Regions from separate parts of the Homo sapiens genome. Here region 2 is linked to region 1. Evidence: read pairs that join two places in POLR2A ChIA-PET (ENCODE). Cell type or tissue: OCI-LY7. All regions are shown on one strand. Links, peaks and the distances in the headings refer to the core of each region. The heading gives the core; the rest is flanking DNA.

What was found. ChIA-PET counts read pairs that join two places held together with the same protein. Peaks named below come from ENCODE experiments on the same cell type or tissue, not always from the same donor. Only the 100,000 strongest peaks of a DNase experiment are listed, where the experiment ranks them.
Region 2: POLR2A ChIA-PET joins it to region 1 with 8 read pairs; 5 of 35 experiments call an interaction of 5 or more read pairs at or near these places.

The regions. Positions count from the first base shown.
Region 1 is chr4:70,917,655-70,926,622 of GRCh38, reverse strand. All of the region lies in intron 1 of MOB1B (MOB kinase activator 1B), which reads right to left. Among named protein-coding and RNA genes, the nearest start is that of MOB1B, 20 kb to the right of the region's middle. In OCI-LY7, for the core only: no CTCF peak of the experiment used is centred there; a DNase peak (open chromatin) is centred at 5,862; H3K4me3 peaks cover 624 bases; H3K27ac peaks cover 2,176 bases.
Region 2 is chr4:70,850,784-70,859,751 of GRCh38, reverse strand. It overlaps the pseudogene RNU6-891P. Among named protein-coding and RNA genes, the nearest start is that of GRSF1, 15 kb to the right of the region's middle. In OCI-LY7, for the core only: no CTCF peak of the experiment used is centred there; no DNase peak of the experiment used is centred there.

The sequences.
Region 1 (8,968 bases), core at 2,101-6,100:
ATTATGCAATAATGCCATACATTTGTAAGACAGCTAAACAAAAAACTGGAATGCACAAACAGTTTATACACTGGGCTTGGGAATTTCATGAGTGGAGATAATGACAGTGTTTATACAGGACTCTGGTTTATGAAAAGCTTTCATATACATTCTGTCATTCAAGTCTCACATTAACCCAATGGAAGAAGCATTCGTTACCCTCCAGTAGGCAGAGGAAATAGAAACTAAGAAATTAAGTCATCTGCCCAAGGTCACATAGCTAGTGACAGACCAAAGACTCTGAATCTCGGATTTCCTCACTCATAGGCCACTGTTCTCTCCCATGACAATCTTCAGTTAATTAAAAAAAAAAAAAAAATGGCTGTAATCCCAGCACTTGGGAGGCCAAGGTGGACGGACTGCTTGAGCCCAGGAGTTCAAGACCACCTGGACAACATGGCAAAACCCTGTCTCTACAAAAGATACAAAAATTATCCAGGCATGGTGGCACACACCTAAAGTCCCGGCTACTCAGGAAGCTGAGGTGGAAGAATCACGAGCCCAGGAGGTTGAGGTTGCAGTGAGCTGAGAAGATACCACTGCATTCCAGCTTCGGTGACAGAGTGAGATCCTGTCACTCACACAAATAAGAAAATTATTGAAAACATATTTGCTAAGCAATGTCCTAATGTGCTGGGAAATAAAATGATGAACAAACCCTCAGTCCAGGAGGAGAAAACTTAGAATCCAGAAGGAGAAAAAAACACATTAAACAAGAAAATAATTGCAAGTGTGAAAGGACAGTACGGGGATCTACATTGAGGCTCCCTTATTGGGAATCTCTCAAAGACAGAACTGGTGTTATATTGAATCCAAGGATTTTTCTTATTCACCTTATCTCAAACCATTTAAATTAAATATACAGGCATCCACTTTGGAAGGTGCTTTCAAATCACCTAGGGATCTTATTAAAATGCATTATAATCCAATGATTAGGACCCGAAATCCTGCATTTCAAACATACTCCTAGGTGGTGCCAAAGATCCACACTTTGAGAGTCTACAGCAAACTTCTCAAGGATTATGGTTATGTAGAGACACTGATCCTCTCAATCCTGAGAGTACTTTCTGTCACCAGAGGACCAAGAGCAGTTTTTCTTCTGCTACATAAAATGACAGTGGTATTTTTCTTCCTTAATGTTAAGTGATATCAAAAAAGGCAAAGACATCACTAACAAGTATAGTTATCCCTAGACAACACCTTACAAATACATTCCCACTTGAAAGAAAGCTAAAATCAATAAAGCTCACCAGGCATGGTGGCTCATGCCCGTAATCCCAGCACTGTGGGAGCCTGAGGAGGGCAGATCACCAGAGGTCAGGCGTTCAAGACCAGCCTGGCCAATATGGTGAAACCCCGTCTCTACTAAAAATACAAAAATTAGCCGGGCACACACCTGTAAGTCTCTGCTACTCAGGAGGCTGAGGCAGGAGAATCACTTGAACCCAGGAGGTGGAGGTTGCAGTGAGCCCAGATTGCGCCATTGCACTCTGGCCTGAGTTACAGAGCAAGACTCCATCTCAAAAAAATAAAATAAAAATAAAATAAAATCAATAGAGCTCAACTAAAGCAAATTTTGGTTCCCAAATGTCTAGCTGTTTAAAATTGTAGTTTTTTTGTATAGTTTGGTTCTAACTATAATTAGAAATATAATTTTTAAAAAATGTTGGTTCTTCAACCCAAATGTCCATCAATGATAGACTGGATTAAGAAATTGTGGCACATATACACCATGGAATACTATGCAGCCATAAAAGAGGATGAGTTCATGTCCTTTGCAGGTACATGGATGAAGCTGGAAGACATCATTCTCAGCAAACTATCACAAGGACAGAAAACCAAACACCACATGTCCTCACTCATAGATGCATAGATGGGAAATGAACAATGAGATCAACTGGACACAGGGCGGGGAATATCACACACTGTGGCCTGCTGGTGGGTGGGGGACTTCGGGAGGGATAGCATTAGGAGAAATACCTAATGTAAATGATGAATTGATGGATGCAGCAAACCAACACGGCACATGTATACCTATGTATCAAAACTGCACGTTGTGCTCGTGTACCCTAGAACTTAAAGTATAATTTAAAAAAAAAATAGTTGGTTCTTGATGGCTTGCTATTTTCCAAATGAAACACTGATGAAGATTAAAGGGCTAAAGAGTCTAAGCCACTTTGGGACTTAAAGGGCTGAAGAGTCAAAGTCACTGCAGCAGACCTCAAAATATTGCTGTGAATTGGTCTGCTGTTCACTGACTCAAAAGTACAATTCCTAAGAGTTGAAAATAAGACAGCTGAATATTTGGCAGGTATGGAGAAGGGTTAGTGAGAATGCAACCAGGCATATGTGAGCAAAAACTATAACCACAGGGAGTTTTTAAACAAAGAGCTATTTCAGTAGTTAAATCTAACACTACAGAGCTCCAGCAAACAAATGGATTCTCTAAACAGCAGGAGGGTTATGCTGTTGCTCATCTGTTTGAAACATGATCCCAAACACCAGAAAAAGTTGCCTTAAAATACCTTTCCCCCATTGTTTCTACTAAATTACTCTTTATTTACAGAGTTATACATTTCCACTAAGTTATACTGTTACCTATTTCTTTTTTTTTTTTTGAGTCTAATTTTTTTTTTTTTTTTTGAGTCTCACTCTGTTGCCCAGGCTGGAGTGCAGTGGTGCGATCTCGGCTCACTGCAAGCTCTGTCTCCCAGGTTCATGCCATTCTCCTGCCTCAGCCTGAGTAGGTGGGACTACAGGCGCCCACGACCAGGCCCAGCTCATTTTTTTGTATTTTTAGTAGAGAGGGGGTTTCATCGAGTTAGCCAGGATGGTCTCTTTCTCCTGATCTTGTGATCCGCCCGCCTTGGCCTCCAAGAGTGCTGGGATTACAGGCTTGAGCCACCGCACCCGGCCCTACTGTTACCTATTTCTACAAAAGAAGATTTACATAAAAAATATTCCTCCTAATGCCCAATACTATAATACTATAACTACTAAACTATTATCATCAAATTTCAATTTGAGAACAACAAAAAGACTTAGGCAGACAGATACAAGGGTAGCAATAAAAGAAAATTTGACTAGGCAAGGTAGCTCATGCCTATAATCCCAGCACTTTGGGAGTCTGAGGCGGGCAGTTCGCTTGAGCCCAGGAGTTGGAGACCAGCCTGGGAAACATGGCAAAACTTCGTCTCTACGCATGTGGCACCGGTGCCCACCTAAGGTCAGAGACATCAGAGACATGTGACACACTAAGACTGGACCCCATAGGAGGATGCTCTGGGGGATCCTGTGGACCTCAGCCTCCCCAAAGAGGATGCTCTTGCAGAGGTTCTGAGGTCTAGAAGTTCTGAGCCCTCCTCAGAATTCTCCCGCAGTTGTAACGCTGCTTGGCCCCAAAATTGTTTGGAATCTGGAGCTTACTGTTTAATGGGAAAATGGGATGGCGTTGCATGTATCCAGGCTTTTGTGCTGCGGTTCTAAGCAGGGGGCCTGATTAATGTGACGTTCTCCTTTGGTACTGTTTGGCCCCAGTGCTCTTCAGAGTCTGGGGAGGTTTGGCCTTTAATAATCAAACTGCCATGGAGACTGCTTTACCCAAAATTTTGGTTCACAGCCTTCATTGGATTATCTATTGGGGCAAAGTAAAACTGGCAAGCTTGTATTGCTACCTCATGGCTAAGGTTCCAAGCAATTGGATCTTCGTTTGTGTGTGTGTATAGATGTCTAGATGTATTTATTCGTATGTACACTTATTGTTACATGTTGTGTCTACCAAAATTGGCTTATAAGTAAGAGTGCTCATAAATTAAGTCTAAGCAATTTTCAAGTTCACGTGACTTAGAAGTATAACTCTACTAAACAAATTAGCTTCAAAATTATAGGTGGAATAAAAATAGAAATGCCTTCAGAATTGTCAGCATACATTTTGTCTGAATTTTATGTTTGTCTTTGCTAGGTATTTTTAAATGTCAGTGTTAATTCGGGCCTGCCTCTCATTCTATTCAAAGTCTCACTGAGATAAATGCACATCTGATTGCTTCCTTTGGAAGGACTAATCAGAAACTCAAAAGAATGTAACCGTTTGTCTCCCACCTACCTATGATCTGAAAGCCCCCAAGCCCCCTCCCCACCTCGAATTGTCCTGCCTTTCTGGAACGAACCAATGTTTATTTTACATGTGTTGGTTGATGTCTCGTGTCTCCCTTGTTAAAAGTAAAAATTAAGTACAGCAAATGGGATAAATGTTTTAGGTAAACTTTTTGTGTAAATTAAAATCTTAAAGTTATTTTCGATGCTCATTTAATATCTGGGTCATCTTCAACTAAGAAATGGTTGTGATATGGGGAAATATGTTTCTAAAATTGTGGAATTGTTCTTATCTATAAATGCCCATATCTGATAGTTCAGGATTTCTTGCTTTTTAGGGTTTCACTAAAGTTTTAGGTTACTAAGGATAAGAATTTTAGTTAACACGTAATTCTGTATACAAAATGTGCCAGAAAGGATTATGTTATTAGTGGAAGAAAGAATAATTTTGTCTAATTCAGAAGTTATCTAAAAGTCAGTTCAAATTACAGATTTAAAAGGTTATTTATGAAACAATGTAGTAAGGAGTCATTAAGTAGGGGAGAAAGATGTGGGAAAAGTTTAAATAATAAAATATTCTTTAAAACCCGATAGAGAATTGAAGACATAAGGCTAATTAACACTTTCATATTCAAAGCTCCTAGCCTTGATTAAAGTAAAATAAGAAGTATTGTAAAGAAATGCGGGCCAGGCACGGTGGCTCACGCCTGTAATCCCAGCACTTTGGGAGGCCAAGGTGGGTGAATCATGAGGTCAGGAGTTCGAGATCAACCTGGCCAACACGGTGAAACCCCATCTCTACTAAAAATACAAAAATTAGCTGGGCATAGCGGCACATGCCTGTAATCCCAGCTACTGGGGAGCCTGAGGCAAGAGAATTGCTTGAACTGCAAGCTCACTCAGCTTGCAGTGAGCTGAGATCGCACCACTGCACTCCAGCCTGGGTGACAGAGCAATACTCCATCTCAGGAAAAGGGAAGGGGAGGGGAGGGGAGGGGAGGGGAGGGGAGAGAAGAGAAGAGAGAAGAAAAGAAAGAAAGAAATCCATCAGCAGTTTGGCAATTCTTTTTTTAATATAGTTAAGCATGAAGCTGGATTTACTGTGGAGCCAAATTTCACACACATGCCTGCATTGCTTCACATTATGTTTACTGTTTTGCATAGATAGTGCTGGCACTGGAGTACTTACTGGTCATGTGCCTAAAGTGGATTTCTTGACTGCATAGAATGTATAATAGTACTGGTAAACTAAAGGATATTAAATTGTGTATCAGGAATAAAATATTCATTATGTGAGTTTTCTGGGGCCCTAGGTAACACTGTAGCCTCCAGGGTAAATTAAATAGGAAAATTTAGGGTTGGTTTCCTGTTTGTTTTTGCTTCTAGTTTTCATTCATTTGCTGTTTATTCTCCTCTGGCTTTGCTTGTGTATGCATATATATAAAAAACCATGATATTTTTTAGTTCCTAGTGGAAGGCTTTTACTTGGTTCCGCGAATGGTTATTTTGTTTCTGATGCATTTCTAGCAAGTCATCATTTGTTCCATTTATCTGGAATTCCTAAACTACCTTTATCAGTAGAGATTAATGGAGCACACCAGCTTTTCATCCTTAAGCTAACTTTTTGGATTTTAGGCCTCCTGATACTTTAACTGTGTTGAGTATATTCTTGTAAATAGAATTTGAATCATACTTCTCTTTCTCTGCCTAATTTCCCCCAAAAATCTGTAAACTATTTGTGAGTATTCTTAATTCATGGCAATGTGTTTGTCTGCATACAGTCAAGCAGGGTCACTAGGATCACTCAGAGAGAGAGAACCCAGAAAACTGGCATGCTGGCAAAAGGGTAAGAATTTCTTACCAGTCTATATCTGGCTTCTTTCTCTGTGCAAACTAGTTAAATATAAAGTAAAAGTCACTGTTTATCTCCTCCATAAAGTTTTAAATTAATTGCTGTAATAATAAGAAGCCAGGTTCAGTGGCTCATGCCTGTAATCCTAGCACTTTAGGAGGCCGAGGCAGGCAGATCACCTGAGGTCAGGAGTACGAGACCAGCCTGGCCAACATGGTAAAACCCCATCTCTACTAAAAATACAAAAATTAGCCAGGCATGGCGGGGCACGCCTGTAATCCCAGTTACTTGGGAGGCTGAGGCAGGAGATCACATGAACCCAGGAGGCAGAGGTGCAGTGAGCGGAGAGTGAGACTGTTGAAGGAGAAGGAGAAGGAGAATGAGAAGGAGGAGGAGAGGAAGAGGAAGAGGAGGAGGAGGAAGAGGAAGAGGAGCTTAAATCAAATATTTTGTCAGAAAAGTGAAAAGTGTAATGTCTTTTATCTAGTTCATGTGACTTGAGTAATTTCTGGGAAATAAGGATAGTTTTAAAGATAATTGGTAAAATATGTCTTCAAAATGTAAATATGTGGTTACATATTATGTTATGTATAATTATGTATAACATAATATGTAATTAAATTATGTTCAAATATTTGCTTTAGGGTCATAAGCTGTTTCTTTGGCTTTTGAAAATTGTTTAACTTGCCTGCTTTCCAGCTAGGTAAGGCCTGGGGACATGTGGAGTCATGACTATACATCAAACCTTATTGAACATAACTCACCAGGTTTTACATCAAAATTAAAATTTCTAAGAGTTGCCATTATAACATGCAATTAAGACTACTAGAAACAGTTTTACAGCTGGGTGTGGTGGCTCACGCCTGTAATCCCAACACTGTGGGAGGCCGAGGCGGGCTGATCACCTGAGGTCAGGAGTTCCAGACCAGCCTGGCCAACATGGGGAAACCCTGTCTCTACTAAAACTACAAAAATTAGCCTGGCATGGTGGTGCGCGCCTGTAGTCCTGGCTACCTGGGAGCCTGAGGGAGGAGAGTCACTTGAACCCGGGAGGCAGAGGTTGCAGTGAGCCGAGATAGCGCCACTGCACTCCAGCCTGGGCAACAGAGCAAGACTCCATCTCAAAACAACAACAAAAAAAGAAACAGTCTTACATACAATGTGTGTAAGAACAGTAGAATGTGAGGTTTTTTTGGTAAAAGGTTATAAAAGGTTTTTACTTCTTTAAAATTTCTGAGTCATCATTCTGGCAAAATAAATAATTTACGGGAATCTGGAATTCCAAAATCAAACTTCAGTTTCAAAATTGTCTTTTTTTTTTTTTAATTATTATTACACTTTAAGTTTTAGGGTACATGTGCACAATATGCAGGTTTGTTACTTATGTATACATGTGCCATGCTGGTGCACTGCACCCACTAACTCGTCATCTAGCATTAGGTATATCTCCTAATGCTATCCCTCCCCGCTCCCCCCACCCCACAACAGTCCCCAGAGTGTGATGTTCCCCTTCCTGTGTCCATGTGTTCTCATTGTTCAATTCCCACCTATGAGTGAGAATATGCAGTGTTTGGTTTTTTGTTCTTGCGATAGTTTACTGAGAATGATGATTTCCAATTTCATCCATGTCCCTACAAAGGACATGAACTCATCATTTTTTATGGCTGCATAGTATTCCATGGTGTATATGTGCCACATTTTCTTAATCCAGTCTATCGTTGGACATTTGGGTTGGTTCCAAGTCTTTGCTATTGTGAATAGTGCCGCAATAAACATACGTGTGCATGTGTCTTTATAGCAGCATGATTTATAGTCCTTTGGGTATAAAAACCCTAGAAGAAAACCTAGGCATTACCATTCAGGACACAGGCATGGGCAAGGACTTCATGTCTAAAACACCAAAAGCAATGGCAACAAAAGACAAAATTGACAAATGGGATCTAATTAAACTAAAGAGCTTCTGCACAGCAAAAGAAAACTACCATCAGAGTGAACAGGCAACCTACAAAATGGGAGAAAATTTTCGCAACCTACTCATCTGACAAAGGGCTAATATCCAGAATCTACAATGAACTCAAACAAATTTACAAGAAAAAAACAAACAACCCCATCAAAAAGTGGGCAAAGGACATGAACAGGCACTTCTCAAAAGAAGACATTTATGCAGCCAAAAAACACATGAAAAAATGCTCACCATCACTGGCCATCAGAGAAATGCAAATCAAAACCACAATGAGATACCATCTCACACCAGTTAGAATGGCAATCATTAAAAAGTCAGGAAACAACAGGTGCTGGAGAGGATGTGGAGAAATAGGAACACTTTTACACTGTTGGTGGGACTGTAAACTAGTTCAACCATTGTGGAAGTCAGTGTGGCGATTCCTCAGGGATCTAGAACTAGAAATACCATTTGACCCAGCCATCCCAAAATTGTCTTTTCTAATGCCTGGCTTTGTGGATGGATCAGAGGGCCCCTGAAAACATCTAGAAAAAAGGTAAACAGGATTATCTGACATGTTTAGGTACATGGGATTGCCAAAATTATGTTCAATCTTCTTTAGGATATATTTTTGTGGATAATGTATGTTCCAAAATTGTATGGGATTTCTAAAATCCCAATGTCTAAGTTTGGTTATTAAGTTATTGTAAACCATAGAAATAACCAAATTTCCTTGTATAAAGCTACTAACCCAAGTAAAACCAAAAAAAATTAAATATCAAGAAAATACTTTGTCCAATTTTCATTTTAAACCAACTGATACTGAAACTGTTTAAGATAGTTTATCATCAATGCTTGATCCCACATTCCTGGGAAAATAATTAAAGCTTCACATACATTTGGTGACCTGATGGGCCATTTAAACATTTTATAAAGGGATTTTATTAAATTGTTATTTTCAATGCATGTTTTCTGGTTGTATAAAAGCTTTCCCATGCAAGAGGGCTGATGCTAAAACAGTAGATTATTATACTACAGTGTAT
Region 2 (8,968 bases), core at 2,772-6,771, 68 kb after region 1:
GATGGTGCGGGCCTGTAATCCCAGCTACTAGAGAGGCTGAGGCATGAGAATCGCTTGAACGCGGGAGGCGGAGGTTGCAGTGAGCCAAGATCGCACCACTGCACTCCAGCTTGGGTGACACAGTAAGACTCTCTCTCAAAAAAAGAGAGAGGTGATTATTCAGAATGATGCCTTTTATGAAAGAGTTCAGGGATATTTTGTATCTTGTGTGTGTCAGTGAATACTCTGTACCTTGGGCTCTGGTTACACTCTATCTTTTGCCATCTTAGGAAAAACTAGCTGATGCCACTACTTCTCAGTATCTGGATAGTAAACAACAAAAACAAAAACCTACCACCTTATCTTAGTAAGTATGCCAGAAGATGCCATAGCCTATGCTTCCACTTTCTAAATGTCCTCAGTGTGAACATTTAGTCAGAGTAGTACCGACTTAGCATTCATAGAAAATTCTGTTTTGTGACTGCCTCATCTACCTGGAGTAAATCAATTCCTTATCATAATCATGTTGACATTGTATTCTGAGAACTCTCTCAGGAATGCTGTTCACATTTCCAGTCTTGTTCATTTTTAAACATTTGCCATGGGGAAAAATGTGCTATTAATATGAAATAATCCTTTCATTTTGATTGAAGTTACTATTTCTTGACAGGACATTTTATTTCAATAACTAATCAGCTCACTCTTTCCCAGAGACCTGTTTTAACAAGCAAATTTTAACAAATGAAAAAGTTGCAGTATTTAGAGCTATATTCATCTGTTATGTGTCCATCATAAATAGGTACATTTTATTCTCTCACAGAAGAGTTTTCCAAATACAGTCCATGGGAGAAAGATAAAAATTGGTTGGCATGGACTTGTTAATCATGAATATAGCCCAACTGACGAAGCTAACCTAAGAAAAACATCACTGCAGCGAAAGACAAATTTTGAATTTGTGGCTCTAAGTGGATTCGTTTTCCTGTCAGATAAAATGAGGCAGTGATGGTGGTGAGAAAATGCCCCTCTTTGTCTTTCCTTGGAAATAACTGGTAGCCTCAATTCCTGAACTTCTGTTGTATCTACTCAACCTAATAAACTTTTTCCTTTAATCTTGGATGATGAATAGCACCTTAGTCACAGGTTACACAAATGGGCACCATTTATTTATGGTACTTGACTTCAATTCCTTTTCCTTTTGCTACCCTAGGCTTATTGACGTCTATGGGTTCACGATTTTTTGCTTCTTTCAAATGCAAAGAAGACTGTGGGGTGGGACCCTTTGAGATGAACTCAGCCTCACTGCATATCAGAAGAAAAGTATGTTCACCTCTAAGAATTAAGGGGCATGGACAATAAAATGAGTCCCCTACTTATTTCTTACTAATCAGAACAATTATCCCCTTCCAGCTCGTCTTCTAGCTCATGATAATGTGCCCTTTAGAGCTTTGAGCGCACCTTCTGAACATTCTTTCCTAAAGATGGGAGGTGATTGTTTCTTTCCTTCCTTCTCCTTACAGTCCCCTAAATCTAGAGTGTTTCTACCAATTTAGACTAGCTCTACCTCAGAAAGTGTCAGAGAAGAAGGCTGACAACCTGTCAGTGGTACTCTGTATACAGTACTATAATAAGGACCTGTTTTAGGATTACTTTGTTATAGAGAAGGTGGAGGAGTTCTCTCCTATTTAAAGCCAACCTCTGCCAACTGAGTTTTGATGCTGTCCTTTTCCACCTTTCTGGGAAACCACACATCAATTATGCTTATTTCTCCTCATTACTTAGTCCTCATCAACTGAACCCTTCCCAACACCACTTCAACAATGCTCTCATCTCACCAAATTTAATACAAACTAATCTAAACAAAGTAAAACAAAATCCACATTAGACCTATATTTCCTTTACTGCCTTATCCCTTTCTGCATTTACAAAATCAAACTTTTATTTTTTTCTACTTTCATCTCCATTTCCTCACCTCTGCTTTATTCTGGTTTCTGCTATCACTACTCCAAGAATAATGTCCTCCACAGGACATTATTAATTATTTGTGGAGTTTTTTGTTTGTTTGTTTTTGAGACAGAGTTTTGCTTTTGTTGCCCAGGCTGGGGTGCAATGGCATGATCTCGGCTCACTGCAGCCTCTGCCTCCCGATTCTCCTGCCTCAACCTCCCGAGTAGCTGGGAATACAGGCGCTTGCCACCATGCCTGGCTAATTTTTTGTATTTTTAGTAGAGATGGTGTTTCACCATGTTAGCCAGGCTGGTCTCGAGCTCCTGGCCTCAGGTGATCTGCCCGCCTCGGCCTCCCAACGTGCTGGGATTACAGGCATGAGCCACCGTGTCCGGCCTCAATTATTATTATTACTATTTTGATACAGGGTGTCACTCTGTTGCCCAGGCTGGAGTGCAGTGGCATGATCTCAATTCACTGCAACCTCCACTTCCTGGGCACAGGTGATCCTCCCACCTCAACCTCCATAGTAGCTGGGACCACAGGTGTATGCCACCACTTGGCTAATTTTTGTATTTTTTGTAGAGACAGGGTTTCACCATGTTGCCCAGGCTGGTCTCGAACTCCTGGGCTCAAGCAGTCCACCTGCCTCAGCCTCCTAAAGTGCTAGGATTACAGGCGTGAGCCACCATGCCCAGCCCTCCATAGGGCATTAAATGCTTGAGTACCTCAAGTCTGGTTTCTAGGCCTTTTTCTCTTCTTACTCTAAACTTGGTCTTAGGCAACCTCATCTAAACCAACAACTTCATTTATACTGACAACTCTCAAATGAATAGTTCCAGGGCAGACTTCTCTGGTTTAACACAAATTGAATTTAACACAAAATGGGGTTGGTTTGCTTCCAGTATATCTGTTTGTTCTAAACTTTCCTGGAAATGAAAATCATCCCCATCCACTCCACCCAACTCCAAACAAGAGTAAAATAACAGGAAACACTACCCCCTCAAACAAGCCCCAAGTCCTGTTGATTCTACCTCTGAAAAAAAAATTTCACAAATCTTTCCTCTTCTCTTCATCTCCATTGCTACCATACTAGTCAAAAATTGTCTCTCAATGTAAGACTTTTGTCCAAGAGAGCCTTTTCACTTCCATAATAAAGAATTAAATAACTAGCACTAAAGAAGGTTAATTATGGCTATCTGGGCTTAAAACAATAATAACACCGGCTGGGCACAGTGGCTTAGGCCTGTAATCCCAGCACTTTGGGAGGCGGAGGCAGGCGGATTACTTGAGGTCAAAAGTTAGAGACCAGCCTGGCCAACATGGTGAAACCCCGTCTGTACTAAAAATACAAAAATTAGCCAGGCATGGTGTTGTGCACTTGTAATTCCAGCTACTAGGGAGGCTAAGGCATGAGAATCATTTGAACCCACAAGGCAGAGGTTGCAGTGAGCCGAGATTGTGCCACTGCCCTCCAGCCTAGGTGAAAGAGTGAGACTCTGTCTCAAAAATAAATAAATAAAACAATAATAATAACACAATTTTTTTTTTGAGATGGAGTTTCGCTCTTGTTGTCCAGGCTGGAGTACAACGGAGCAATCTTGGCTCACTGCAACCTCCGTCTCCCAGGTTCAAGCAATTCTCCTGCCTCAGTCTCCCAAGTAGTTGGAATTACAGGCACCCACCACCATGCCCGGCTAATTTTGTATTTTTAGTAGAGACGAGGTTTCACCATGTTTGGCAGGCTGGTCTCAAACTCCTGACCTCAGGTGATCCGCCCACCTCGGCCTCCCAAAGTGCTGGGATTACAGGCGTGAGCCACCGCACCCGGCCAGTAACACAATTTTTAAAACCTGGCATTTCATAAGTTAAATCTAGACATACATATATAGGCATACCATGCAGATATTGCAGGTTTGGTTCCAGATCACTGCAATAAAGTGAATATTGCAATAAAGTGAATATCGCAATAAAGTGAGTTACACACATTTTTTGGTTTCCAGTGCATATAAAAATTATGTTTTTACTATACTATTGTTTATTAAGTGTACAATAGCATATGCATAAAAAAGTACCTTCATTAAAGAATATTTTATTGCTAATGAATGCTAACAATTATCTGACCCTTCAGTGAGTCATAATCTTTTTGCTGGTAGAGGGACTTATCTTTGATGTTGATGGCTGCTGACTCATCAGTATGGTGGTTGCTGAAGGTTGGGGTGGCTGACGCAAATTCTTAAGATAGGGCAACAATTAAGTTTGCTACACTGATTCTGTTTCATAAATGAAAGATCTGTCCTTTATGCAATGATGTTTGATAGCCTTTTACACACAGTGGAATTTCTTTCAAAATTGGAGTCAATCCTCTCAAACTCTTACCACTGCTTTATCAACTAAGTTTAGGTAATATTCTGTTTTTTCCTATTTATTTATTTTATATGTAATATTCTAAATCCTTTATTGTCATTTCAACAATGTTCACAGTATCTTCACCAGAGGCTGCAGTTTCTTGAGATAGAATCCTCAAAAAAACACTTTATTTGCTCATGTTTAAGAAACTACTCCTTATCCATTCAAGTTGGATCATGAGGTTGTAGCAATTCATTCACATCTTCAGGCTCCACTTCTAATTCTAGTTCTGTTTCCACCATCTTTGCAGTTACTTTCTTCACTAAAGACTTAAACCCCTCAAAATTGTCCATAAGTGTTTGGAACCAAGTTCTTCCAAATTCCTGTTAACATTGATATTTTGACCTCCTCCCATGAATCACAAATGTTCCTAAAGGCATCTCGAATGGTGGATCCTTTCCAGAAGGTTTTCAATGTACTTTGCACAGATCTATCAAAGGAATCACTGTTTATGGCAGCTATAGCCTTACAAAATGTATTTCTTAACTACTAAGACTTGAAAATCTAAGTTACTCCTTGATCCATGAGCTGTAGAATGAGTATTGTGTTAGTAGGCATGAAAACAACATTCATCTCCTTGTACATCTCCATTAGAGCTGTTGGGTAACCAGGTGCATTGTCAAGGAGCAGTAATATTTTGAAAGGAAACTTTTTTCCTGAGCAACAGATCTCAACAGTGGGCTTAAAATATTCAGTAAACCATGCTGTAAACAGATGTGCTGTCATTCAAGCTTTGCAGCTTCATTTATAGAGCACAGGCAGAACACATTTAGCATAATTCTACAGGGCCCGAGGATTTTCAGAATGGTAAACGAACATTGGCTTCAACTTAAAATCACCAGCTGCATTAGCCCCTAACAAGAGTCAGCATGTCCCTTGAAGCTTTGAAGCCAGGCCGTGACTTCTCATTTCTAGCAATGAAAGTCCTGCATGTCATCTTCTTCCCATATAAGGCTGTTTCATCTACAGTGGAAATCTGTTTAGTGGGTTCATCTTCATTGATTATTATGCTAGATCTTCTGGATAGCTTGCTACAGCTTCTCCATCAGCACTTGCTGCTTCACCTTGCACTTTTACATGACAGAGACAGCTTCTTTCCTTAAGCCTCATGAACCACCTCTGCCTAGCTTCAAACTTTTCTTCTGCAGCTTTCCAACCTCTCTTAGCCTTTATAGAACTGAAGAGAGTTAAGGCCTTCCTCTGGGTTCGGCTTTGGCTTAAGGGAAGGTTGTGACTGGTTTGATCTTCTATCCGGACCACTCAAATTTCCCCGTATCAACAATAAAGCTGTTTTGCTTTTTTTTTTTTTTAATCATTCATGTGTTCACTGGAGTAATACTTCTAATTTCCTTCAAGAACTTTTCCTTTGCATTCACAACTTGGCTAACTGATGCAAGAGGCTTAGCTTTCGGCCTGTCTCAGCTTTTGACATGCCCCCTTCCTCAATAAGCTTAATTGTTTCTAGCTTTTAATTTAAAGTAAGAGATGTATGACTCCTCCTTTCATTTGAACACTTAGAGGCCACTGTAGGGTAATTAATTGGCTTAATTTCAATATCACTGTGTTGCAGGAAATAAGGAGGCCCGAGGAAAGGGAGACAGACAGAGAAACGGCCACTCAACGGAGCAGTCAGAACACACACTACTTTTTACTGCAATAAAGCGAAACACAATAAAATGAGGTATGCCTGTATTTAAACAATACTTTGATATCTAATCTGAAAACATATTATATCCCTGAATTCACAGGGCATAGCACAGTGCCTGGAACACAAAAAGCACTTAATAAATTTTGTTAGATAAATGAATAATTGTTCAAAGTTAGTTTCTTTTCTCCTTTATACTCTCCCCAACTTCCTCTAAGTAAAAATTAAAACTTTCTGTTTTAATGCTTAGGTGTTACTCCTTTCAAAAGTCAAAATTACAATAAATTTAGTTTAAAGATCTTAATTGGCTTTTTGTGTGTGTGTGATTCATTCCATAAAACCAAACTCCTTTGCTCCAATGAGCCGAGCAAAGGAATTTGGCTTTATAGAGAGAAATAAGCTGAGGAGGCCGGGCATGGTGGCTCACATTTGTAATTCCAGCACTTTGGGAGGCCAAGGACGGTGGATCACTGGAGGTCAGGAGTTTGAGACCAGCCAGGTCAACATGGCAAAACCCTGTATCTACTAAAGACACAAAAATTAGCTGGGCATGTGCCTGTAATTCCAGCTACTTGGGAGGCTGAAGCAGGAGAATCGCTCAAACCTGAGAAGCGGAGGCTGCAGTGAGCTGAGATTGTGCCACTGCACTCCAACCTGAGCAACAGAGTAATATTGTCTCAAAAAAAAAAAAAAAAAAGAAAGAAAGAAATGGGCCGAGGAAAGCAGAAACAGAACAAAAAGTAGATTGGTCATTTCGAAGCTACTCTCCCTGTAAAGGTTAAAGCAGAAGGGACTTTATCAAGCCAGATAAAACTGGACTATTTGGGGATTTGCCTATTAACTCCTGCTACCTTGAAGTGTCACATAAACAACTTAGTTACAGTTTGGTGGTATGGAACTTCAGGACAAGTAACTCCATTTTGATTTGGTCTGTTGAGCCTAAAGAGATATAATTGTATTGAACAATTCCCCTCTTTTTGTCAGGGTCTCTCATAGGTGACAGTGTGACCAAGACTTAGGGCATCAGTACAATCTAACAGTCACCATCATTTTGGGGTGCGCTCTCCATACATCATTCATGGGTTACATTGTCTTTCTTATCATGTGTTTCTTTAAGTTTTCTTCATTCCAGCCCAAAAGACCGTTTAGCATACAGCAGATAGCTGCATGTAGATATTTAAGACTTTTTGAGAGGATACTGTGTACCAGGAAGACTAATATTGTGACCATCAGGAGGATAATACCAAAAATTCGGAGCATGTTTCTTACCCAGGGTCTCCATGAACTAAAGCAACTAAAATCAAACAGATCTAAGAATGAGCTAGATGAGGAGTCTGCCTGTTTTAACCAAGTAGGTATTAATTTTTAATAACTGAGTGTCTACAATACTTGATATATTTACCTATATGCAACAAGAAATATCAGCAACTACACAGACTACTTCCTGTTCAGCTAGTAGGTAATCTAGCATCCCATGATTGGGATAAATTAAGGCAGGAAGTGAGAACAAGTGGATCTAGAAGTCTTTTTTTTAAAAAATATGGAACGCTTCATGAATTTGCATGTCATCCTTGTGCAGGGGCCATGCTAATCTTCTCTGTATCGTTCTAATTATTTTAGCATATGTGCTTCTGAAGCCGAGCACTAGAAGTCTTACTTTATAAAACAGATCATGAGGCTGGGCATGGTGGCTCACACTTGTAATCCCAGCACTTTGGGAGGCTGAGGTGGGCAGATCACCTAAGGTCACGAGTTCGAGACCAGCCTGGCCAACATGGTGAAACCCTGTCTCTACTAAATATACAAAAAATTAGCCAGTCGTGGTGGCGGGTGCCTGTAGTCCCAGCTACTTGGGAGGCTGAGGCAGGAGAATCACTTGAACCTGAGAGGCAAAGGTTGCAGTGAGCTGAGATGTTGGCCAGGCTGGTCTCGAACTCCTAACCTCAAGTGATTTGCCTACCTCAGCCTCCCAGAGTGTTGAGATTACAGGTGTAAGCCACCGGGCCCAGCCCAACTTCTCATCTTGATTTGCAGTTTGATTGTCTCTGGTTATGGCATCATGCATTTTGGTGAAATCTCTATTTGGCCCACACATCAGTAATAGGACTTGTCCTTTGAAATTTACATTGAGTTGTCCAGCTTCTGCTTATAGGGCTTCAGGAACAGAGTAGTTCTTATTTTTAGTTGGAGAGTCGTAACCACATACTGGAGGAAACTAGAAGAATTCAGAATCTAGTCTAGTCTACAGGTAGATAATAAAAACTTGAGAACAAGGAACAGGGGTATACTCTATTAACAGGTATACTATAGCTATCCTCAGAAACATAGTTTTTCTCTCAATAGCAGTGGTCTCCAATCTTTTCGTGGAAGACAATTTTTCCACAGACCAGGGTAGGGGTGGAGGGGATAGTTTCGGGATGAAACTTCCACCTCAGATCATCAAGCATAAGATTCTCATGAGGAGCAAGAAACCTAGATGCCTCGCATGTGAAGTTCACAATAGGGTTCCCACTTCTATGAGGATTTTTTGTTTTTGAGACGGAGTCTCACTCTGTCACCTAGGCTGGAGTGCAGTGATATGAACTTGGCTCACTGCAACTTCTGCCTCTGGGGTTCAAGGGATTCTCCTGCCTCAGCCTCCTAAGTATCTGGGATTATAAGGGTGCACCGCCATACCCAGCTAATTTTTGTATTTTTAGTAGAGATGGGGTTTCACCATGTTGGCGAGGCTGGTCTTGAACTCCTGACCTCAATCCTCCCACCTTGGCCTCCCAAAGTGCTGGGATTACAGGTGTGAGCCACCACGCCTGGCCTCCTGTGAGAATTTAATGCTGCTGCTGATCTGATGGAGGTGGAGCTTAGGCGGTAATGCTCGCTTGTCTGCAGCTCACCTCCTGCTTTGTGGCCTGGTTGCTCATCTCCTGCTGGGTGGCCTGGTTTTTAACAGGTGAGCCAGGGGTTGGGGACTCCTGCTCTACAGTCACCCCCATT